3 separate regions of the Mus musculus genome follow, and all the other regions are linked to region 1. A link is a loop called in an ENCODE intact Hi-C map of the cell type or tissue named here. Cell type or tissue: heart. All regions are shown on one strand.

The links. Hi-C counts contacts between places; a loop is a spot of excess contacts. Peaks named below come from ENCODE experiments on the same cell type or tissue, not always from the same donor. Only the 100,000 strongest peaks of a DNase experiment are listed, where the experiment ranks them.
Region 2: a loop joins it to region 1, with 2.1 times the contacts of the local background. A loop is called at or near these places in 5 of 42 quality-filtered maps.
Region 3: a loop joins it to region 1, with 2.6 times the contacts of the local background. A loop is called at or near these places in 6 of 42 quality-filtered maps.

Annotation. Positions count from the first base shown.
Region 1 is chr10:83,774,019-83,779,018 of GRCm38, reverse strand. No RefSeq gene overlaps it. Among named protein-coding and RNA genes, the nearest start is that of 1500009L16Rik, 54 kb to the right of the region's middle. In heart, a CTCF peak has its summit at 2,352 (motif pointing right); no DNase peak of the experiment used is centred here.
Region 2 is chr10:83,646,367-83,651,366 of GRCm38, reverse strand. It overlaps Appl2 (adaptor protein, phosphotyrosine interaction, PH domain and leucine zipper containing 2), which reads left to right and starts at 2,703. Exons shown (of 21, transcript NM_145220.2): 1 at 2,703-2,839. The coding sequence starts at 2,786. In heart, CTCF peaks have their summits at 2,555 and 2,818; DNase peaks (open chromatin) are centred at 2,636 and 4,776; H3K4me3 peaks cover 2,166 bases; H3K27ac peaks cover 2,411 bases.
Region 3 is chr10:83,598,777-83,603,776 of GRCm38, reverse strand. Appl2 (adaptor protein, phosphotyrosine interaction, PH domain and leucine zipper containing 2) reads left to right here. Exons shown (of 21, transcript NM_145220.2): 18 at 615-651; 19 at 879-1,019; 20 at 1,847-1,894; 21 at 2,736-3,744. The coding sequence ends at 2,870. Among named protein-coding and RNA genes, the nearest start is that of Appl2, 47 kb to the left of the region's middle. In heart, no CTCF peak of the experiment used is centred here; a DNase peak (open chromatin) is centred at 2,826.

The sequences.
Region 1 (5,000 bases):
CTCCTTTTAGAAAATGCACCACAGGCTCGCCTACAGAACAATCTGCAGGAACATTTTCTCACTTGAGTTTCTCTTGTTAGCTTGTGTCAAGTTGGAATAAAACTAGCCAGCACAGATAGGAACTCTTATTTCCCACTCCTCTTGTATCCTGTGGGAAGATTTTTTAAGACGGACTCCCCATTGGGCATGCTCAACTTGACTTTTTTCTCCCAGGCAGCCTTGCCCACAGGAAGCACAGTCTCTGCTTCTCTGGGTGAGCAAGTCATGTGGAGAGTAAGCATACACAGAATGCTCCAGACTGTTGATCTGATCATTTGTTTCCACTATGGGGCCCTGGAAAGTGCTCTCAATCTTAAGGTCAAGTTAAAGTATTCCAGTTATAAGACTTTGGGATGGCAAGGTGTCTCAGATGGTGTAGGCACTCTGATGACCCAAGTTTGATTCCCCAGGGCCCACATGTGGTGAAAGGAGCAAGCAAGTTCCTAAAAGTTGTCCTCTGATCTCCACAGGGGTGTGTGTGTGTGTGTGCAAACCTACACAAATGTGTGTGACCTACACAAATGTGTGTGTGCATGCACACCCAATACATAAAGTTTTAAAATAGACATTGAATAAAAATAAAAATGACCGTCTCAAGGAGAGTTGGCAAATCTGTTGCCTAGAGTAATATAATCCAAGAGTTCTGCATTCTTATAAATTTATATATAAAACTATTGCAACAGACTGCTTGCTACAGTTTCATTGGTCCACAGAACAGTTCGGAGATCAACTCATTATCCAACCTTTACATTATCCAGTGCAGTCAAGAACTGTAACGAGCAAGAAACACTCCAGCTGCAGGTGTTTAGCATTGCTGTGGCATCCTGACTGTGCAGGACCTGCTTTAAGAGACCAATGTGTCCTGAGTGACTACAGTGTCTATCTCTCCACAGGGTAAGGAATTGGTGGCCTCGGTCTTTGTGACATTTTAAATCCCTTTGTGGCACCACAAAGTGGATGAATTGAAGTAATGAAAGGAGGAACCAGCTAGATGGCTCAGTGGGTAGAGGTGTTGGCCGCCAACCCTGACAACTTGAGTTTCACGACTTGAGTTCAATTCCCAGGACCCGGTGGGAGAGAATGGACTCCTTCAAATTGTCCTCTGAACTCCACACATGACCCGCTGCCTGTGTACCCTCACCCATACACATGTAAATAACGTGTCATTTAAATTTTAAATAACAGAAGTGTGTTATTTCCCCCAAATAGAGGCTAAAAGTCCCCAGTGGCTGTGCACTCTGCAGCAGAAGCACCCTCCTTGCTCCCTTTAGCTCCTGGCATTACCCACAATCCCTGACTTCCGTGTGTATCTGTTTTCTCCCCCTGCAAGAACACTCGTCATTGGGTCCGATGCACCTGCCCTTGTCCATTGTAACCTCATTCCCCCTGATGAGATCTGCACAGCCCTAGCTTCTAAATTAGGGTACATTTAGAGGTTCTGTGTGGACATGAATTGGGAGCAGTGCACAACATTTAGGAAAAGAGAATCAGAAGGCCCAGGCATCGCCTGTGTGGGAGTGAGAAATTATGGTCTGGCTCAGGAAAGATGCCTAGAAAGTATGCAAGCTACTATTCACTTACATACTGCACCATCCATGCGAGAGGCAGTCGAATGTTAAAAACAGCAACGACACACATGCAAACGGACCCGTGTGTTCCACAGCCATGTCTGTCACAGACTCAGTCCTGTGTGTTATTGATGTACTGATATCACTGGACGCTTACCCTGTAGCGGGACTTTTCGTCACTGTCTGAGTATTAAGTCGTCTCACCTTCAAGTTATTTGTCTGTGGGTCCTCATTCACCTTAACTGTAGGATGCAAATATCTGTTCTTGTGTAACAGTCGTCCTCAGCCTGTGAGCTACGACCCTCTTGGGGGTCCAACTACCCTTTCACGGGGGTCACTAAGACCATCGGAAAACACAGGTATTTATATTACAATTCATAACAGCAGCAACGTTACAGTTATGAAGTGACAAAAAAAATAATTTTATGGTTGGGGGTCAGCACAACATGAGGGACTGTTTTAAAGGGTCACAGCGTTAGGAAGGGTGAGAACCATGGCTCTATACCAAGACTGTCGTGGGAATCCAGTTGGTTAACCTGCATGTAATAAGCATTTCAGACATAGACTTTTAAAGTCTTTGTTACAGACACTGACTCCGTTCTATGCATAAGGAAACAGGGACAGGGGAAAGCTAAATAAAGTGTCCAACGTTCAGAGCTAGCAGCTAGGGAAGCCTGCTGGGCTAGGATGGAAACAAGGAATAGGCCCATCAAAACACGGAGAGAGATCAAGCCGCTATTAGATGCTCTGGCCACCAGAGGGCAGGAGATGCATGTATTAGAAAGGCATAACCAGCCACAACTTTTTTTTTTTTTTTTTTTTTTTTGTCCGTTTTCTACATTAAAAACTGAAAGTTTTCCTGGGCATGGTGACACACACCTTTAATCCCAGCACTTCGGAAGTAGAGACATGCGGATTCCTGAGTTTCAGGCCAGCCTGGTCTACAGAGTGAAATCCGTGACAGCTAGGGCCACACAGAGAAACTCTATCTTGGGTTGAAGGGACGGGGACAGGGGTCCGAAAGCTTTACCTAACCCAGTGGTCCGTGCTGTATCACAACACTTGAGAGATGAAGGCAGCACAATGAGTCTATCCCCCACCACACAGTGAGTTCAAGGCCAGCTTTGACTATGTGAGATTCTGTCTTTAAAACCAAAAATCAGAAACCTGAAAGTTTTGTTGTAAACTTTATACCAATCATTAAAGAAGCTGGTTCAACGTTGTCTATAACCATAAAGATGAGGCACTTGCTGTGAGTATCTAATTCGATCACATCTGTACATGTCTAGAAAGCTGACCAGCAGATGAAATGCCAGCCAGCATTACATTCAATAGCAGCTCCACTAGGTGAACCCTGCCTGGGCTGAGCCCACTGTGCGCACGGGTGGTATTCACTGAGGAACGAGAAGCAGGGACCCTCCAGGTACAAGATGGTGCTGGTGTGGCCTGCAGCATTAGAGAGGGAAAGAGATTGGGGGTGGGGGGAGGACCTCAGAAAATACTGGAACAAAGGAATGCGGCTGAGCTTGGAAAGCCTTGTGGTGAGCTGTCCCTTGGGGTCAGCATAGAGGCCTGTTGTATAGCCTCCCTCATTGTAGACCATCCCGTGCCTTTGGAGAATATGAAGGGAAGGAAGAGAAATGGCCAATCCCTGTGCAATATCCCTACAAACCTGAGAACAGCGTTTAAACTATGAGCCCATGGCATACACTTCAGATTCAAACCATTGGGGCTGTACAGGGTGGGGCTTCTCTGGTGGAAGCCGGCCTTTAGGACTGGGTCTTAAAGGTTACACAGCTGCTGACTCGGGACCCTGGCTTTGTCTCACCACAATCTCTCTCCTCCGTAAGCGCCCCCATTCTGTCCCCAGTACGAAGGAGTGAAATCCCCAGAGGCAACGTTAATCTTTTCTCCCAGGATAGTTTCTTAACTGTCAACTTGACCCAAACAAGGATCACCCGTGGAAAGGATTCTTAATTAAAAACTTGTCCAAATTGGGTTGGGTGGTGGCATTGTCTTGTTAATTGGTGTGGGGACCTCTGTGCCACTGTGAGTGATGACACTCCTACTTGGGGGTTCTGGACCGTCTAAGAGAAGAAGGCAATCAAGTAGGCCTGTGTGCATTCATTGCTGTCTGCCCTCAACTGTGGATACGTGTGAGCAGGCTGTTATGTGTCACTCTCCAATGATGGGCTGTACACTGAAGGTAAGTGGGTGTATTAGTCAGGGTTCTCTAGAGTCACAGAACTCACGGATAGTCTCTAGTTAGTAAAGGAATCTATTGATAACTTACAGTCGGCAGCCCAATTCCTTACAATTGTTCAGTCGCAGCTGTGAATGGAAGTCCAAGGATCTAGCAGTTACTCAGTCTCACACGGCAAGCAGGCGAAGGAGCAAGAGCAAGAGCTAGACTCCCTTCTTCCAATGTCCTTATATTGTCTCCAGCAAAAGGTGTAGCCCAGATTAAAGGTGTGTTCCACCACACCTTTAATCCCAGATGAAAGGCATAGCCCAGATTAAAGGTGTGTTCCTTAACTCGGAGATTCAATCTTCTGGAATCCATAGCCACTGTGGCTCAAGATCTTCAAACCAAGATCCAGATAAGCATCTCCAAGCCTCCAGATAAGGGTCACTGGTGAGCCTTCCAATTCCGGATTGTAGTTCATTCCAAATATTGTCAAGTTGACAACCAGGAATAGCCACTACAATCCACCCCTTGTCAACTTGACACAAATAATATCTCATGTTCACATGAAACAATAACAAGGTTGTAAATACGCCTAACATGATATAACTATCCCTCGTACAATCGCAAACGCATTAGTAAATTTACAATGGGCATTCATATTACTTTATAATCCTCGTTTCTGCAACTGGTTACGTGGCCTTAATTGGTATTTATAACTACCTTCCTCTACTACCCATTCTGTATTTCCTTCACCTTCAGCCAGCACCTCAGCAGGTCTTGGCTCTTTTCCTGGAGGATTGACCCATACCTTCATTCCTGATGGGTGTGCGTCCTTTGTCATCCTGCTTGGATTAGGCTGTTGTAGTTTCCCATTGACTTTAATCACAGGACATGGTAGTACTAAGAGACGCCCTAAGGGATCTCCTGCACTCCAGACATAATCTTGCTTACCACCATTGTGAAGAGGTAATCCAATTTCCCCATGGTAATCTGGATCTATCACCCCTCCTAACACTGTTATTCCTTTTTTAGCCTGTTGGTTTAAGGGCATTAGAAGCCCAAAATGACCAGGGGGAAGTCTGAGCTTCCAGTTCAATGAAATGTTTGTTGTAGCTCCTGGTAGGAGCACTCCCCTCTCTGGAGCCAAAACTTCTAAGCCAGCAGAACCTAGAGTTATGGGGACAGGAAGCAAAAATTTTCCTAGA
Region 2 (5,000 bases), 130 kb after region 1:
AGGGTTTGAGTCTGGTCTTGAAGAGTTGATTTTGGGCAGCAGAGAGTTTAGAAGATTGTATGAGGAAATTTTAGTTGAACAGAACTTGGAAGGTAAAGAAAGAATCCTGGTATGGGCACAATTTCACCTGAAAAGGGCAAATGAGAAGGGGATGGAGGATACTAGATGGAAGGCATAAATAGCTCACACCAGAACGAAGGGAATCATGCCATTGGAGTTGGCTTTCGGCGGTGTTTGGTGTTATGATCATAAAAAGGGAAAGAGCTGTAAGAATATGTTCTGGCGGGGTGTAAGGGGAGGAGGTGTCTCAGCGGGGCCCATGCGGAGGCATTCCCCTCCCCTGAGAGGCCAGCCACAGGATGGTATAGTACAGAATAGAGTTTATTCAGGGCATGGGGAGGGGAGTTAAGAGAGTAGTAGAGGCAGAGAAAGGCAGAGAGGAGAGAGCAGAGAAGTGGAGGTGGGCCATGACCATGTGGAGAGAGGGGGGAAGGGAAGGGGAGCAAGGGGGAAAGAGGTAAGAGAGACAAGAGAATAAGAGAGAGAGGAGGGGCCAAGCCACCCCTTTTATAGTGGGCCAAGCCTACCTGGCTGTTGCCAGGTAACTGTGGGGAGGAGCATATACCTGGTTGCTGCCAGGAACTGTGGGGGTGGAGTTTAGACAGAATACCAACATTTGGAGCACTGATTTTTTTTTGGGGGGGGGGCGGTTCTCTGTGTAGCCCTGGCTGTCCTGGAACTCACTCTGTAGACCAGGCTGGCCTCGAACTCAGAAATCCACCAGCCTCTGCCTCCCGAGTGCTGGGATTAAAGGTGTGTGCCACCACAGCCAGCTTGGAGCACATATTTTTGTTACTGAACCGGGTGGTGTCTTAGTTACCTTTACTACTGTGGTGATAAAATGCCCGGCAAAGCAACTCAAGGGAGAACAGGTTTGTTTTGGTTTGCAGTTTTAGGGTATGGTCCATCATGGCAGGAACTTGAAGGGGCTGGTTGTACTGCATCGACAGGCAGGAAGCAGGAAGCGAAGGAATGCTGGTATTCACTCTCATCCTCTTCCATAGTCCAGGACTCAAGCCTAGGGAGTAGTGCCATCCACTTTTGGGGTACATCTTCCCACCTCTAGTAACTTAATTCCTCACAGGTATGTATGCCAGGGGCTAACTTAATCTGAATAATTCTTCACTGGTGACCCTGATCCTACAGATTTCACAACCAACACTAACTGCTCAGGTAGTTCCCATAAGACATAGAATTTGTGCAGTATCATACTCTCCTGGTAATTTTGGTGACACCTCATTGGACAAATAGTACTGATTTTATGTGTCAATCCATTGAAACTCGTGCCTTTAATATACGTCAAATTCCACTTCTGACCTTCTACACAACCTTTTCTTCTTTCTCCAGCCTACGCTGTAGGGTCCTGAGTAAAGTATCTCATTCTCCAGTGTCCCTTCTTCTCACTTTTAAATGACATCACAGAACTACATAATCTATCCTTTCTAACCCCGAAAATTTCATTATGAAATTCTCCATAACGAAAAACCTTAAAAAACCAGGAAGATGAGACCTAATTATATGGCCCCAAATCATTTAGCAGTGATCTGAATATCACGGAAAACACACACACACACACACACACACACACACACACACGCACGCACGCACACACACACACACACACACACACACGTAATGTCTGTGCTCTGAACTGTTTGAGTGTGGGCCTGTCCTGGTATTTAAAAAAAAAAAAAAGAGGCCAGAGGCTGGTAAGATGGTTCAATAGTTAAGGGCACTTATCTCCAAGCCTGAGACCTGAGTTTAATATCCAGAATCCCCATGGTTGGAAGGAGAAAAGTCTTTCACAGTTTGTCTTCTGAACTTCACACACTAAATATAATTTGTCTTGTTGTATTTTTAAATGGTGTGTGCATTTCCTATGGGAGATACGTGCACATGAGTGTGCCCATGCATGTCCCTACGGGAAATAAGGTGCATGCCACAGCCTCCTACCAGGTGCTGAGAAGCAAACTCACATCTTCTGCAATGTCCTTTACACCATCTCTCCTGCTCTACCCAAGCCCATCTTCTAACCCAAATTAAAAAATAAAATAAGAAGACGCCAAGGCTGGGGGTGTGGCTACTTTGGTAGAGGGTTTGCCTAACTTGAAGGAAGCCCTGGGTTTGATCCCCAGCACTGCACAAAACTCCAGTTTGGTAGTCGAAGTCTGTTATCCCATCACGCTCTGAAAGTGGAGGCAAGAGGATCAGAAATTTAGAATCATCCTCAGTTACACAGCGAGTTAGATGACAGCCTGACTCCCTACCCCCGCCCCCCCCCCCACACACCCCAAAAAGAGGCCAGAGAACAACTGCAAAATCTGTTCACTCTTATCTCCTCCCACACAGAGAGAGCAATCTGCAGAACCGCAAGAAGATAAAAGCCTATCGTCCCACCCGGAGATGCGCCATGAGCACGGGGGAGGGCAGCCTCGAGCACCGGGGAGGGCAGCCTCCAGCCGGAACCTCCCGGTGCTGCTGCGCTGGCCGGAGGGGCCCGAAGCCCCGGGATCGGACGGAAGCGTGGTCGCCACACTTCCGGTGTCCTGTCCCGGACTGTCTACATGTCCGGCGCCTGCCACACTTCCTGTTGATCCCGGCAGCGGGGGGCCGGGCTGAGGGGCGGGCCGCGGAGAGTGGGCAGGCGCGGGCTCCGAGCTAAGTCTCAAGTCCCCGAGCGCCGAGTGTCCCCTCCTCGCATCCCGCGCTCCCTCGCCGCCGCGCCATGCCCGCCGTGGACAAGCTCCTGCTGGAGGAGGCGCTGCAGGACAGCCCCCAGGTACCCCCGGGAAGGCTGGGAGGGAGCCGCGGTGCCCCACCGGCGCTCGGGGAGGTCGGGCAGTCGTTGTCCCACAGTAGTAGCTCCCTAGCAGGGTAACAAGGTTTTCAAGCAGTGTCTCGTGCAGAAGAAGGCGACAGCACTATCCACACAGACGCTGCTGGTACTAACGAGTCCACGAGACCTAATGAATGCAGGGGCCGGAATAGGAAGCACAGAAAACCTGGATCCATCGCCAAGTCGACCCAGGGAAGAGAAAATTCCAACATTTGCCCCATTTGTGCCACAGGGTGGTGGTGATGGGGCTTCATTAATATAGTGGAGATGTGAATCAAGCCCTTTGAGCTTGAGATAGTGCATAGTGACAGTAGTTCAGAAGTCACAGGACTTTCCCCAGGGATCTTCTATTCCCTTTCCTGGTATGGCATCCCTAGCTTATTTAAATAAATACCTTCATCCTCTAGTATCTCCGGTCCTGAAAAAACTAGAAAGGCTCAAGCTGTTCTTCACAGTCTCTCCTCTTCTTTCGGGTTTCTTCCTTGGCTCCCAAAGTAACTTGTACCTCCCAGATGGAAGTTTGATGAGTTTACCTACATTTCCCCCATCTCTCCCTTGCAGAATAAATCAAAAGGGCTATCGGTGTGTGCCTGTCTTAGGCTCAGTTCTGAATGATTGTCCCCATGTAGAGGAGCAAGGATATGTAAGCAAGCTGTGATAATTAGTATTCCCATTACTTGGGATTTTGTTTTTTGTTGTGTTTTGTTTTGATACAAGGTCTTACTATGTAGCCATAACTGGACTGAAAACTTGCCCTGTAGACCACGCTAGCCTTGAACTTACATCTTGGGTGCTGGGATTACAGATGTGTTGTTATGCTCAGCCTGTTTTGTTTGTTTGTTTGTTTGTTTTGTTTTTTAACTGATTCAACTTTTTAAACAGACTGGCATGTATTGTGCTAATTCTTCGCAGGCTTCCTTATACAGCTCTGGATGTCAGGTGTTTGCTTTGGACCCCAGCCTTTGTTGGAAAGCATTTCAGCCTTCCTCCCCTGTCGTTAGGATCTGAACATAAGCGTGTGGAAATCATAACCACCGTGGTTGTGAATAGGGCTTTCCATTTGCTTTGTACTTGGTGACACGGAAGGTCAAAGACAGACCGTTTCCCTAACCAGTCGTGATGGTGGCAGAGCCAGGCACACAGACATCGCACAGTCTGGAGTTTTGAGGCCTCTAATGGGTGCGCACCATTTCTGAATGGCATAAATGAGTCTGAGACCTGGGCTGCAGTTCTGCTTCTAATTGTCCGGTGTTCTCATCTGCAGAAACTCCACAGAAAACAAGGAACATGGGGCAGATGGTCTTGAAATCGGCGGAATAGTCTAAAATTATATCTCGTCTGTATGGTTTACAATTTTGAGCTTGTGTGTGTGGGGGGGGGGGCGGAAGATGTTTAGAGTCATTGTTACTCCTACCTGACATTCTTTTTAATTTTAAAAAATATTTTTGTCCACAGTAAAGGTTTATTCTTAGACAGTTGGCGTCCCTGCAAAGTGGTAAAGCCCTTACTTAATTCAGACAATTGTCTTGTTGCCTTTCTCGTAAGGAATATTTTTAAGTACTTTTTATTCTTCAATAATTTCCTATACTTATACAGCGTATTAATATCAGATCACCTCCCCATCTTCTCTTTCCAGACACCCCAAAACATGTTCCCCACCCATTTTCCTGTCCTCTTCCCCCCTCAATAACACACAATCTAATTAGTGCTCTCTTCCTATGCATGGGTGTGGGGCCATCCAGTGGAGCCAGGGCAACCTCCCAACAGCCACACCCCCAAAGCAAACTGGCCATCCCTTCCCAGGAGCCACCAACAGCCTGTAGCTTCTCACTAAGGGTAGGGCTCTGGGGCCTCCATCCCAGGCTGCAATGCTGACTGGCATTACCTCATTTACGTGACCGAATTGCTGTGAGTCCACGAGTGGAAGTCACTGGTCCAGTAACAGTATTTCACAATACTCTGCCTCATTCTCTCATCTCCTCTTCTGTGACATTTCCTGACTCTGATACAGATGTGTGCGGATGTGGGCGTGCGGATGTGGAGGTCAGAGGACAGTTTGTGGAAGTCAATTCTCTTAATTACACCATGCAGGTTCCAGGGATTG
Region 3 (5,000 bases), 180 kb after region 1:
CCAAGAATTTCATAAATTCATTGTTTTTAATAGCTGAGTAGTACTCCATTGTGTAAATGTACCACATTTTCTGTATCCATTCCTCTGTTGAGGGGCACCTGGGTTCTTTCCAGCTTCTGGCTATTATAAATAAGACTGCTATGAACATTGTGAAGCATGTGTCCTTCTTACCAGTTGGGGCATCTTCTGGATATATGCCCAGGAGAGGTATTGCTGGATCCTCCGGTAGTACTATGTCCAATTTTCTGAGGAACCGCCAGACTGATTTCCAGAGTGGTTGTACAAGCTTGCAATTCCACCAGCAATGGAGGAGTGTTCCTCTTTCTCCACATCCTCGCCAGCATCTGCTGTTACCTGAATTTTTGATCCTAGCCATTCTGACTGGTGTGAGGTGGAATCTCAGGGTTGTTTTGATTTGCATTTCCCTGATGATTAAGGATGTTGAACATTTTTTCAGGTGCTTCTCAGCCATTCGGTATTCCTCAGTGAGAATTCTTTGTTGGGACTGTCTTATCTTTCCCTCAAGCAGGCCTTACTCTTCGTACATGGGATATTTGTGGGATTTAACTCCTATGAACAACATGTGTATGGTAATGAGTCTCTTACAATTTCAGGTTGATAGATCCTCAGACTCAAGTGTCAAGGGCCTGTGTAAGTACCTGTTACATCTTAACGTTCATAATCACACCTCAGTTCTCCTCTGCCCCTGGAGACCGTCCTAGGCACAAGATAACTTTCCAAGTCCCATGACTATCCCATCCCCATATAGTACATCCTCAGCTTTGCCATAGAAAACAATGTTGTTGGTTTTTAAATTCCAGTTATGTAATTATTCATTCTGTCTCGTCCTGTCTTTCCCCTAAACTCTCTTCAAAAAGTTTGAGCTTACCAGTGTCACACAGTTTGCTGCTCATCAAGAAAACAAAAGACTGGTTGGCTTTGTCATCCGGGTGCCGGAGTCCACAGGAGAAGAGTCTCTGAGCACATACATTTTTGAAAGCAACTCAGAAGGAGAAAAGGTATTTGCCTGTACCTCAGTAAGGCTATTCTCCAAGGGCCTGGGGTTTTCACTGTCCATCCGAATACCTGGCTAATTGTTTATGCCTCCATCCAGACATTCAGACAATAATACCTTCTAAGAAGGCCTCACTGAAAGGGAACAACCCTAATAACTAGATAGAATTGTTTCGTATCATGAAATGTTAAAAAGCATTCTAATTTGTTCTTTTAAGGCCGTGGTTCTCAACCTTCCTAATGATTGCTATGGTGACTTTCAACCATGAAAGTACTTTCATTGCTACTTCCTAACTATCATTTTGCTGTTATGAACTGTAATGTAAATATCTGTTTCTGATGGTCTTAGGTGACCCCCTGTGAAAGGGTTATTAGTTAAGCTCCAAAGAGGTTGTGACCCACAGGTTGAGAACCAGTTTTAAAGAAATTAAAGCAAAGTAGAAAGAGAAATAGAAAAACAGTCTCAGAGGAAGCCAAGGAAAGAGCATCAAAAGTGTTCCTTTGTATGACAAGCACTGCCCTCAGCTGGTCCTTCAGATTCATCAAAACCAGCCCTGTCATTAAGTATTTGTTCATATATCACAGTGTATATGAACATGTGGGGGAAAGCGTCCCGCTAAGAACTGCAAACAGCAGGTTACTTGGGTCTTCCACTCCCTGGGATATTTCTGTTGTCATAACAGCGCCACTGAACGAGGCTCCTGCAGCAGACCCCGTCTTCCAGTCTAGGTGTGAGCAGACAGAGGGCTCACTGTGCTCCTTGGAACATACTGTTTTCTACAATTGTTTACCTCTTCCTATCTTGGCTAAACACTATTTTCTTGTCTTTCAGATATGCTATGCTATTAATTTGGGGAAAGAAATTATTGAGGTTCAAAAGGTAAGATGCATTTTAGGGCTGTTTCAGTAACCAAGACATTTGTAGACACAGTAATATTCAGAAAAAAAAAGCACCCTAAAACAAAAACAACCCTCCCAGCCCCACCCCCACCTCCCACCCCGTGCTATGGCCTGTGCTCTGGCTCAGGTGACTGTCTGGTAACGCCTTTCCTCTTAACAGCACTGTTGCAGCATCACTTTACTAATTCTCTCGCTTGTGTTCAAACTGGCTAGGGTTCTTCTCTTTCAAACTACGACACAATACTTACTTCATCTGCACTAGCACCCAGTCCCTAGAGGCTGGTGACAGGCAACAGCCCTGTCAACCACCAACCAGGCGCTTACTAGATATGAGCAGAGATGGAGACCTCTATGCTACTCAACAGTTTGCAGTCTTCCATTCACCTAAAAAGCCGTTAGGTGATTGATGTAAGCCTGGACAGCGGGAAGTGCTGCCGAGTAGACAGACAGCAGGCAAGGGTCTAGGTGAGAAGTGTGCACGCCTGCTTGTAGCAGTCTGCTGTGCAAGAACCACCGTGAGCAGGGCGAGGGCAGTAGAGTGCGCTCCTGCACAGCTTCTGCCTACTCCAAGTGGCTTTAACGATATACAAGGCAAGTTTTGTGAAGCTTTGTGTTGCCATGTGGACTCTGGAGGAGGCACGCATTGCCCAGAGGAAAGCCCCTGGGAATCTAGATGTAATCCTCGAGTCTTCAGATGACAGCACAGACTAGAGTTAGAAGGAATGGGACTACAGCTCACAGCACTGAAAGCCAAGCCAGAGGTTCAAGTGCATCTTAAGCTTTTTCTTTCTCCCCTCTCTCTTAAACTCTCTTAACTTCAGGATCCAGAAGCACTGGCTCGATTAATGCTGTCTGTACCACTAACCAATGATGGAAAGTATGTACTGTTAAACGATCAAGCAGATGACACTGGCGGAAGTCCAAGTGAAAACAGAGGCGCAGAATCTGAAGCATAACTCATTTGGGCATCGGGGGTCAGAGCACGTGGGAAGGAGAGCCACTCCTTAAGCAGTTTTCAACTTCTCTGCCGTACAGGCACAGTGACCTGAATTTAGAACACCGACAATCACGTGCGGAGTGTACCCTTGGATGCCCTGGCACAGAAACTTGGGAGGGAGACAATAAGAAATGGGTGAGAGCGTGCCTACACTCTACAAATGCTATTTTAGGTGCTTTGTGGTAAGTCTTTGCTTCAGACTGTTGGGTACCCAGAACGAGAGCTATAAAAATGCATTGTTCACTTTATTTGGATAGCAGCGCTTCAGTTCCTAGGATCCTTTTATAAATGGTAAAACCCTGGATTTACAATTTGTTAAATACTAAATAGTTCCTATTAATATGATCTATTTTTGTATTTTACTTAGTTTTAAGTGCCTGTCATTCTGAAGATTATATATTTATAACCCAATGGTCTCATGCCTGGACCTCATGGCACTGCTATGCAATTTGGTCTCAAACAGACAGCAAAGCCTTTACAACAGAACCTTTCTGAACCAGCTTTCATTCAAAAGCTTCAGGTCCTCTTAGATGCTTTCTCTGGCTACTCACTGTGAGCAAGGGACAGTTCTACTAGTTCCTGTTTCTTCTGAGCCAGACCTTCCTCAAAGGGACCAATTAATTTAAAACTCACTTGAAGCTCAGCTGGCTGTGGGGCTGTCTTTGAAGTTCTGGTTTCTACCTTGATGTTTCTGGTTCGTGGGGTCCTGGACCAATCTCCAACCCCTAATTATGAAGTAAAGGTCTTGAAATCATGCAGCATAAATTAATTGTAACCATCTTCAACAACCTGTCTTTGTAATAATTTAGCAATAAAAACTGTTTCATCTCAAACTGCTTATTGTGGTTAGTTTATAGACCACCCTTAGAAGGAAACTAAAGTCTTGGTATGTGGACCAGATTGGCCTTGCAGTCTTGCTTCTGAGTGCTAGAGGTACAGCTGTCATCAGGCCTGAGTATCAGTGACAGTGACATAGCTACATTTTCAACACTCAGCTGAAGGATGAGTCCAAGGCCAGCCTGGGCTAAACAACAAAATCTTGTCTTGAAAAACATAGGAGCTGGAAAGCTGGCTCTGTGGGTAACATGCTTGCTGTGTAAGTCAAAGGACCTTAGATGAGCTTGCTAGCCATCCAGTCTCAGTCCAGTTATCAACAACTGAGGAAGACACCCAACATCAACCTCTGGAAGCCAAGGCGCCCACACACTTACTCATGCATATGTCACAAAACAAGACACAAAAAATCCTTTACCACCCCAAACTAAGAGAACCACATAAGATCTGTTAGAAGGACCCACCCCTTTGATATATGCATTTAAACTTCTTGTTTACAGCTTTTCAGTGAGGGGTCAAATAGACAAAACTCAGTGATAACTCAGTTGAGAAGTAAAACACCAGAGCGGGGCTGTGGCTCAGAGACATGACCAAGTCCCCGAGTTCAATTCCTAGCACCATCCACAGCAATACCCACTACAGCACTACACGGACCGGTTAAAATAAAACAAGCCATGCAAGCCCTGAGGTAACCCTAAAAAGACTGTACTAAAACATCCAACGACAACCATGACAGAATGAAAACATAAACGGAGCAAAGACACAACCAAGGGCAGGACCAAGCACCTAAATATGGAGAAGACCGTTAAGATATAGAGTCATGAGAGTTACTGGGCTTGGAAACAAACATGCCCAGTCTCAACCAAGAAGGGAAAGCTGCACACACACAGTAGACGGCAGGCATAAAGCAGTGCATCTTACCCACGGGATCAGCTCCACGTGCGCTGTCCCAGCACCCGCCCCAAGACATGAATGAAAATGACGTCACTGTACCAGACAGAAGAAAACACTGGAGTGCATGTAACCAGTTATGAGAGAAGGAAAGCTTAGTTTCCTGCAGCCGTGAATCAACATGGAAGAACTTCAGAATACTCCATTTTTAAAGGCATAAAATCAGAATAGATCATTTCTATTAACTGAATTTTATTACTGGAGAAAACAACTGTTAGAAGCAGGAACTGATTGCCACCAGATCCCACAGGAGGTGGAGCAGCCTTAGGGACTTCTAAGGACTGAGTCTCACCCTACCTGTGGC